Regions from separate parts of the Homo sapiens genome. Here all the other regions are linked to region 3. Evidence: read pairs that join two places in POLR2A ChIA-PET (ENCODE). Cell type or tissue: HepG2. All regions are shown on one strand. Region 1 has its middle 7.4 kb from the start of ATP13A3-DT. Region 2 overlaps XXYLT1 (xyloside xylosyltransferase 1). Region 3 has its middle 30 kb from the start of HES1.

Region 1 (2,500 bases), 330 kb before region 3:
GCTGGCTATTAAATTTTCAGGAATTTGAGCCAGGCGTGGTGGCTCACGCCTGTAATCCCAGCACTTTGGGAGCCACGGTGGGTGGATCTTGTGAGGTCAGGAGTTCGAGACTAGCCTGGCCAACATGGTAAAGCCCCAATCTCTACTAAAAATACAAAAATTAGCTGGGTGTGGTGGTGGGCACCTGTAATCCCAGTTACTCAGGAGGCTGAGGCAGGAGAATCACTTGAACCTGGGAGGCGGAGGTTGCAGTGAGCCAAGATGGTGCCATTTTACTCCAGCCTAGGCGACAAGAGCAAAACTCCATTTCAAAAACAATAAAATAAATAAGTAACCATAAAAATTTTCAGGAATTTCGTGAAGCAGTAGGGAAACTCTTGGTAGCTTGAAATTGGCTGTGGTGGGAGCATTTACACCATGAAATTGGCAGGGGCCACACAGTCAGAGTTTTCAATCTCTTAGAGAACTAGGTTATCAGCACACTGGCCCGACGCCAGCAGTAAGCACTCCTCCAGGAGGGACCCCGTGTCCTGAATAGCTAGTTGGTAAACAATATTCAGTGGCACGTGAACTGCCACATCCTAGGGCATCATGACCTCAGAAAAATGCCAAGCGCATGCTTTTGCCTCATGGCAGAGGCAAACAGTTTTTACATGCTTTGTTTAGAGACAGAAACAAGTCAGTGATGGCCATGGACTGTGATTTGTAGACATCTGACTTAACAGTCCTGCTCTCTGTTCCCATTCCAGTACACACACACACACACACTGGCCTGCATAGGTCAAGCTAAATAGGAACTGAATGGCTTAGGAGGCACTAAAAGAAAGAGAGATAGAGCTTGTTGGGCAAACATCATAATCATAATCAAAGTACTTTCTTTTCTTTTTTTGAGATGGAGTCTCCCTCTGTCGCCCAGGCTGGAGTGCAGTGGCATGATTTCGGCTCACTGCAGCCTCCACCTCCCAGGTTCAAGCAGTTCTCCTGCCTCGGTCTCCCAAGTAGCTGGGATTACAGGCGCCTGCCATCATGCCTGGCTAATTTTTGTATGTTTAGTAGAGACAGGGTTTCGCCATGTTGGCCAGGCTGGTCTCAAACTCCCAACCTCAGGTGATCCACCTGCCTCAGCCTCCCAAAGTGCTGGAATTACAGGCATGAGCCACTGCGCACAGCCTCAAAGTACTTTTAATGGACAGTTTTTCTAGGAAAGGCAATGAGTGCTGTGTTTGTTTTGTTTGCTTGTTTTGCCATTTTTTAATGGCAAAAGGTCTTCATAATCTAAACATGTGACCTCTAACCTTTTGTGGAGGCAGCAGAGGGAATACAAACAAGGGCTGAACTCAGTCAGAGATTCTTAGATAAGACACTCCCTCTTGTGAAGTTGTGAATCTCATTTTTCTTCTCTATAAAAGGAGAATCAAAACAATTCCATTGCTAGTCTGACATCGTGGTTGTGAAAATCAATGTTAACTTGTTCTCCACTTACTCAGCATACTTTCTGACTACCGCTGTGTGCTGTGAGGGGCTGAGGATCCAGATGTGGCTGAGGAAGGTCCTGGCTCATGAGGAGGTGGAAGTCTGGGTGCTTAAACAGATAATCCAGAGTTTTGATGCGAGATGAACTCATTCTGGTGAATCACTCTGGCTTCATTTGGTTATAGTGGTCAAGAGTTTGGCCCTGGAGCAAAGTGTCTGGGTTTGAATCCTGGCTGTGCTTTCGGGTGAGTTATTGAACACCTCTTTTTCCATTCTGTAAAATGGGATTTTTAAGCTTTCCTCAATTTGTAAGCAGAAATAATCTTCCTCAATTTGTAAGCAGAAATAAGCTTTCCTCAATCTGTAAACAGAAATAATAGTACCTCCTTCCTAGAATTGTTATAAAGGTTAATGAGATCATATATGTAAAGTTTCTTCGTCTATGAAAATGAACAGAATAGTCACTACTACTTTTAGTGTTGGCATCGTTGTGATGATTAAATGAGATAACATATGAAAGTATTCAGAACCTTAGGAAAAAAACATGAATAAGGTAGACTCATGGAAAACAAAAACACTAAATAGGTGCTTATTCAAGGTTGTAAATGCAGTGAGACAAATATGCACTAAAGAGGGATTCTTTTTGTTTTGTTTTTTGAGATGGAGTCTTGCCAGGCTGGAGTGCAGTGGCGTGATCTCAGCTCACTGCAAACCTCCACCTCCGGGTTCATGCGATTCTCCCACCTCAGCCTCCTGAGTAGCTGGGATTATAGGTGCCTGACATCACACCTGGCTAATTTTTGTATTTTTGGTAGAGACGGGGTTTCATTATGTTGGCCAGGCTGGTCTCGAACTCCTGACCTCAAGTGATCCACCTGCCTCGGCCTCCCAAAGTGTTGGGATTACAGGGGTGAGCCGTGCGCTCAGCTAAAGAGGGATTCTTAGCCTGGGAGTCAGGGAAGGCATTTAGAGATGATATCTGAGATCGTAAATTCATTCATTCAGTCATCCATCAGGTGCAAACATT
Region 2 (2,500 bases), 1.0 Mb before region 3:
AATGTGTGGGGACTTCTGCTCCATGGGAAGGGGAGAGTCTGTATTTCCAATGAAAATTGGAGCCTGGATTCTCAGCACAGGGGCCAGTCCTGGACTTCCCCACCTTCCTGTGTCATTCTTATCAGACTCATAACAGGAGGGGCTCCTCTCAACCTTGGTAAACAGAGATGAAAGCAATGAAACTTCACCTGTCAGGGAGGAGGCAGCTAGAGAATGGGGACAGTAAGCCCTGTGTGTGAGGATTCAATGAGGCAAAATATGTAAAGTGTGTAGTCCAGTACCTGAGATATAGGGACTTAATTATCTCCTAGATGATGCTAGATCGTCCATCTTTTTTAGAAGATATAGTATCAACAGCACTAATATAACGATGATGATAGATCGTCCATCTTTTTTAGAAGATGTAGTATCAACAGCACCAATATAACGTGACATTTTGTTAGGATTCCTGGCTCAGGAGACAGGAAAGCTGAAGAGCCATTTGACCATTGGCTAGTCAGTTTGCAAACTGTCACAGGGTAAAAGATATTTGCTACTGAAAAGATTAAGGCCATATTTTTTCCTCCTGCTAGAAAAGGTCAGAGAGGTATTTCTGGACTCATAAAGTGGAGAAACATTTTTCTGTGCTGTGATGTGGGTTTCTTCTAGCACAAGGGATGATGTGGGGCCATTCTTTCCACACCCCTCCATGGTCCCAGGGAGAAGTCAGGCGCTGTGGCTGGGGGTGGACATCTTCCTCTCGCTGAGAAGCCGGCTGTTCTCTGCCTGGTCCTATTTGCCCTTTCTGGGAGAGGATCTCAGGAGTTTGCGCCTCTCTTGGTTGTTGGTGCTTCCGCCGTAGTTGGCTGGAGGAGGCTGAGGAAACCCTGTAGCCTGCGACCCTGTAGAGGATGGTAGGAGGCTGGAGAGCACCACCTGGAGAAGAATGAGTCTGCTGGGGGAGAGGAACTGAGACAGTGTAACTCCAGGGAAGAGTGGCGGATTCATTGTTCACAATGGGGAGAACTGCTGCCAGAATACAGAGACCTTCATGTTAGAGACACGAAAGAGGTAGCCAAGGTGCTAGAACTTGAAAACAAAATGTTTTCATGTGTACACAGGAAGGCGGGGAAGTCCAGGACTGGCCCCTGTGCTGAGAGTCCAGGCTCCAATTTTCACTGGAAATACAGACTCTCCCCTTCCAATGGAGCAGAAGTCCCCACACATTTCACCACCAAGAAACCCGCTTAGTCACTTCCCATAACGGACTCCATCATTGCAAAGGTTCTGTTTACCAAACTGCACTTCAGCACTAACTAATTTGTGTTTGCTTAGGCATTGTAGTCAAGGACCCACAGATAAGCGTCCACATCCATCATGAAATGTGTTTTCAGTGTCAGAATGGAACAAGGTCATGGTCACACAAGAGGTTGGCCATCAGAAACAATTTCAGGAGGTGTCAACCATCTTGGTATGGTATGGGTACCCCAAGGTGAGGCATCCTGCTCACAGAACTCTCTGGGCATTGCAGAAATAGTTGTGGGGTTGTGATCCTACTCTGAGGGTCTGTATTGCTGGTATCTGGCCACCTCTGGCCTGGTCCTCCTTGCTAATGACCATGCCTGGATTCCAAGGGACCCAGTGGGACACAAATGCAGGGAGGCAAGGCAGGGAACAAAGAAGGAACAAAGTGTGAGGCAGGGGACAGAGGACAGTAGTCCTTCAGGATGGCAGCCTGGGGCTGGCAGGCACGGATCTTGTTGATAGACCAACTGGGGACAGCTGAGGGCTGAACAAAGGTCTGGAGGGGAAGCAAGCAAGAGTCCATGCGGAAACACAGCAGCGGCTCCACTGCAGCAAGGAGGCTCCATGAACAGGGAAAGGGGATCTGGATGTGGGGCCAGTGACATGGACTTAGTTCCCATCTTGCCACTAGTGACCATGTGACCGTAGCAACACCTAATCTCTTTGGGCCTCTATTTCTTGATCTGTAAAGTGGGTGTAGTTACTTCTTGCCTTCTGTGGGAGTACTGCTAGTTCCTGCTCTATATCAGTTCTTTCCTTTCTTATTTACAACTGCATCCCATTTATTTGGGGGTAACCTTTTGCCCATAAAAGAATGCATTTCACAGCTTTCATTGTAGCTAAGTGTCGTCACATGACTAAATTTTGTCTAGTGAGCTATGAGAAGAAATGTTAAAGACTTCCAGGAAGGATGCTTAAACAGTCTGCCTCATTGCAGGAAGCAAAGTCAGGGTGTCTTTTCTCTTTGGTCCTTTCAGTTGCCTGGAATGCAGCCAAGTTGGCTGGAGCCCCAGCAGCCCCTGTCTTGCACCATGAGGTACCTTGAGGATGGAAATGAGATCTAGGATAGCAAAGGAGAAAAGCAGAAGTCGTCTGGGTCTTTGATAACTTCATGGAGCAGCCATGCCCTCCGTGGATGTGGCTTAGTTATGCTCTTCTCTGTGTTGAAACTGTTGCTGCTAGAGGTGTTCTGTGATATGCAGTTAAACCCAGTCCA
Region 3 (2,500 bases):
AGAGGAGTGGGGCAGCGTGGAGCTACAGGCTCTCATCTCTGGGATGGTTCCAGCTGTAATAAGTGAGCCCAAGACTCTAACGTAACAGGAAAACTCCACTGGCTCCAGTGATTAGGAGGGACCCCGCCCACAAGGACGCTGTTGGCCCCTGTTGCCATCTGCCTTTGGACGTGTTAGGAGGTAAAGAAAGGTCCTTTTTATGTTAAAATCTCACTACCTCTGAAACTGCCCTACAGAAATCCCATCATTCCCCTTCTCTCTCTTTTCTTGGCAACACTAAAAGTCCTTTGTAAACATCCTCCCTGAAAAGCCTCTGTAGATCTGTCCGATAAACTTCCAAAGCGGGGGGCGGGCGAGCGGGCGGGTAGTTTAAGCTCCTGCCTGGGAACAGATTGAATGTAGACAGTTTAAAAGATTATTACATTTGGAGAAGTAGCTGAAATCACCAAGCTTGAAAAGGTGTGAAGGAGCAGCAGAAAGGATACAGTCCTGGTCTGGCTATGCAGGGCTTTTTTTATTTTCTTTCCCTAGACCCCTAAAGCTGTGAGGAATCTTGTTGCTAATCAGAAGGAAGAAACCCAGGCTCTTGGTCCTAAATGCACACAATTATGAAAGCAAAGGCAATGAAACATTAAAAGATGTTCCCAAAGTATGTCAGAGCTAACATACACACCACTCCAACCAAACTGAATTAGCCCAACCAGTCAGAAGTGCTTTTTTTTTTTCTTTTTTTTTTTAAAAAAGAATCTGTTGGCAAATGTGTCTCATTTATCAAATCCTTTCATTTCCCCTTCTCCCCAGCCCTCCTTCACAGGTCAAAGGAAATGCACTGGTCTATTGAAAGATATTGATTTCCTCCCACTGTGAGATTCCTAAGGAACCTCATTGAAAGGAGGGATAAAGATCCTGGTGGGTTTCAGGGACAGCTCTCTTACTTCCTCTTCTCCTACCCTGGCTTCTTCCCATTGGAATGCAGCTAGTTTCTTGACTTTTGGTGAATACTAGGAGTTTCCCAGGAGACATTGTCAGAGACTAGATGGAGGTTACTCCAAGGTACAGTGGATTAAATGCTGCACTGGATGGAGGTGGGACCAGAAGACCCCTAGGACTCCTCTAGCTCTAAGGTCCTGTGGACCAGTCTTTCAATTCTACCCCAAAGGGCCACTTACAGTTCAGAAGCAACTGATACAAGCCTCAGGAAATTAGACTTAGATAGATATTGACCCCCTCCTCTCACCCAGATGATCAAATGGCAGGTGTGGACACTTGTAAGGACAGCAGTGCCTTGTAAGTTAGTCGGGCCGGATGTTGAGTGACGATTGTGGGCAATGCTGGGCTAGATGATGTTGAAACAAAACAAACATGCAGACAAAAACCCTTCTCTTTCTCTTTGAGTAGCGTCTCTTTAGCGAGACCATGACTCTGAGCTCCTAGATGACATACTACATCTATTTTTTAATATTAAATTTTATTGAGGTGTGATTGGCATGAAATAAACTGCACATAAAGTATGCAAGTGATAAGTTTGGCCTATGTGTACAACTGTAAAACCCTCACCACAATCAAAACAGTGGATATATCCCTTCCCTCAAAAGTTTCCTCACATCCCTTTAGGATCCTTTCTGCCTCTCTGGCACCCTATCTTCCCTCCCCCAGTCTCTAGGCAACAGCTAATTTGCCTTATGTCATTGTAGATTAGTTTGCATTTTGGAGAATTGTAAAAGAACGGAGTCATAGAGGACATATTCTTCTTTTTCTGGCCTTTTTTACTGAGCATAATTATTTTGAGATCCATCCATGTTGTTGCATTTATCTGTAGTTTATTTCATTGTATTCCTACATAGTAATCCATCGGATGGATAATATCACACTTTGTTTATCCATTCACTTATTGATAGACATTTGCATTGTTCCAGTTTTTGACTGTTACAAATAAAGCTGCCTTGAATATTTTATGTACAAGTCTTTTGTATCGACATATGCTTTCAGTTCTCTTGGGTAAATACCTATGAATGAAACGGCTGGATCACATGTTAGGCATATGTTTAACTTCTTCAGAAATCATTTCTTGAAATAGTTTGTACCATTTTATATTCCAACCGGCGGTATGTGAGAATTCTAGTTACTTCACATCTTTGCCAATGCTTGGCATGGTTAGTCTTTTCAGTTTTAAACAGTCTGGTGTGTGTGTGTGGTGGGTTCGTATCTCATTATGATTTCAATTGCATTTTCCAAATGACCAATGGTATACATCTTTTCATGTGCTTATTTGCCATCATATTATTTTGGGATGAAGGGTCTGTTGAAATCTTTTGTCCATTTTTTAATTGGTTTGCTTTTTTTATTATTGAGTTTGCAAGTTCTTCATATAATCCGGATACAATTCCCTTATCAGATTTGTGATTTGCTAATATTTTCTCCATTTATTTTCTTTTTCTCCAAAGTTTTTTATTCTCAAGGCAGTGTCTTTTGAAGAGAAGGTCTTAATTTTTTTTAAGGG

The links. Peaks named below come from ENCODE experiments on the same cell type or tissue, not always from the same donor. Only the 100,000 strongest peaks of a DNase experiment are listed, where the experiment ranks them.
Region 1: POLR2A ChIA-PET joins it to region 3 with 6 read pairs; 1 of 35 experiments calls an interaction of 5 or more read pairs at or near these places.
Region 2: POLR2A ChIA-PET joins it to region 3 with 5 read pairs; 1 of 35 experiments calls an interaction of 5 or more read pairs at or near these places.

The regions. Positions count from the first base shown.
Region 1 is chr3:194,493,268-194,495,767 of GRCh38, reverse strand. It overlaps a transcript of ATP13A3 not described here. Among named protein-coding and RNA genes, the nearest start is that of ATP13A3-DT, 7.4 kb to the right of the region's middle. In HepG2, no CTCF peak of the experiment used is centred here; DNase peaks (open chromatin) are centred at 677 and 1,317; H3K4me3 peaks cover 450 bases.
Region 2 is chr3:195,163,646-195,166,145 of GRCh38, reverse strand. The region is part of intron 2 of XXYLT1 (xyloside xylosyltransferase 1); the gene reads left to right. Among named protein-coding and RNA genes, the nearest start is that of XXYLT1-AS2, 17 kb to the right of the region's middle. In HepG2, no CTCF peak of the experiment used is centred here; DNase peaks (open chromatin) are centred at 155 and 1,275.
Region 3 is chr3:194,164,641-194,167,140 of GRCh38, reverse strand. No RefSeq gene overlaps it. Among named protein-coding and RNA genes, the nearest start is that of HES1, 30 kb to the right of the region's middle. In HepG2, no CTCF peak of the experiment used is centred here; a DNase peak (open chromatin) is centred at 1,340; H3K4me3 peaks cover 337 bases; H3K27me3 peaks cover 338 bases.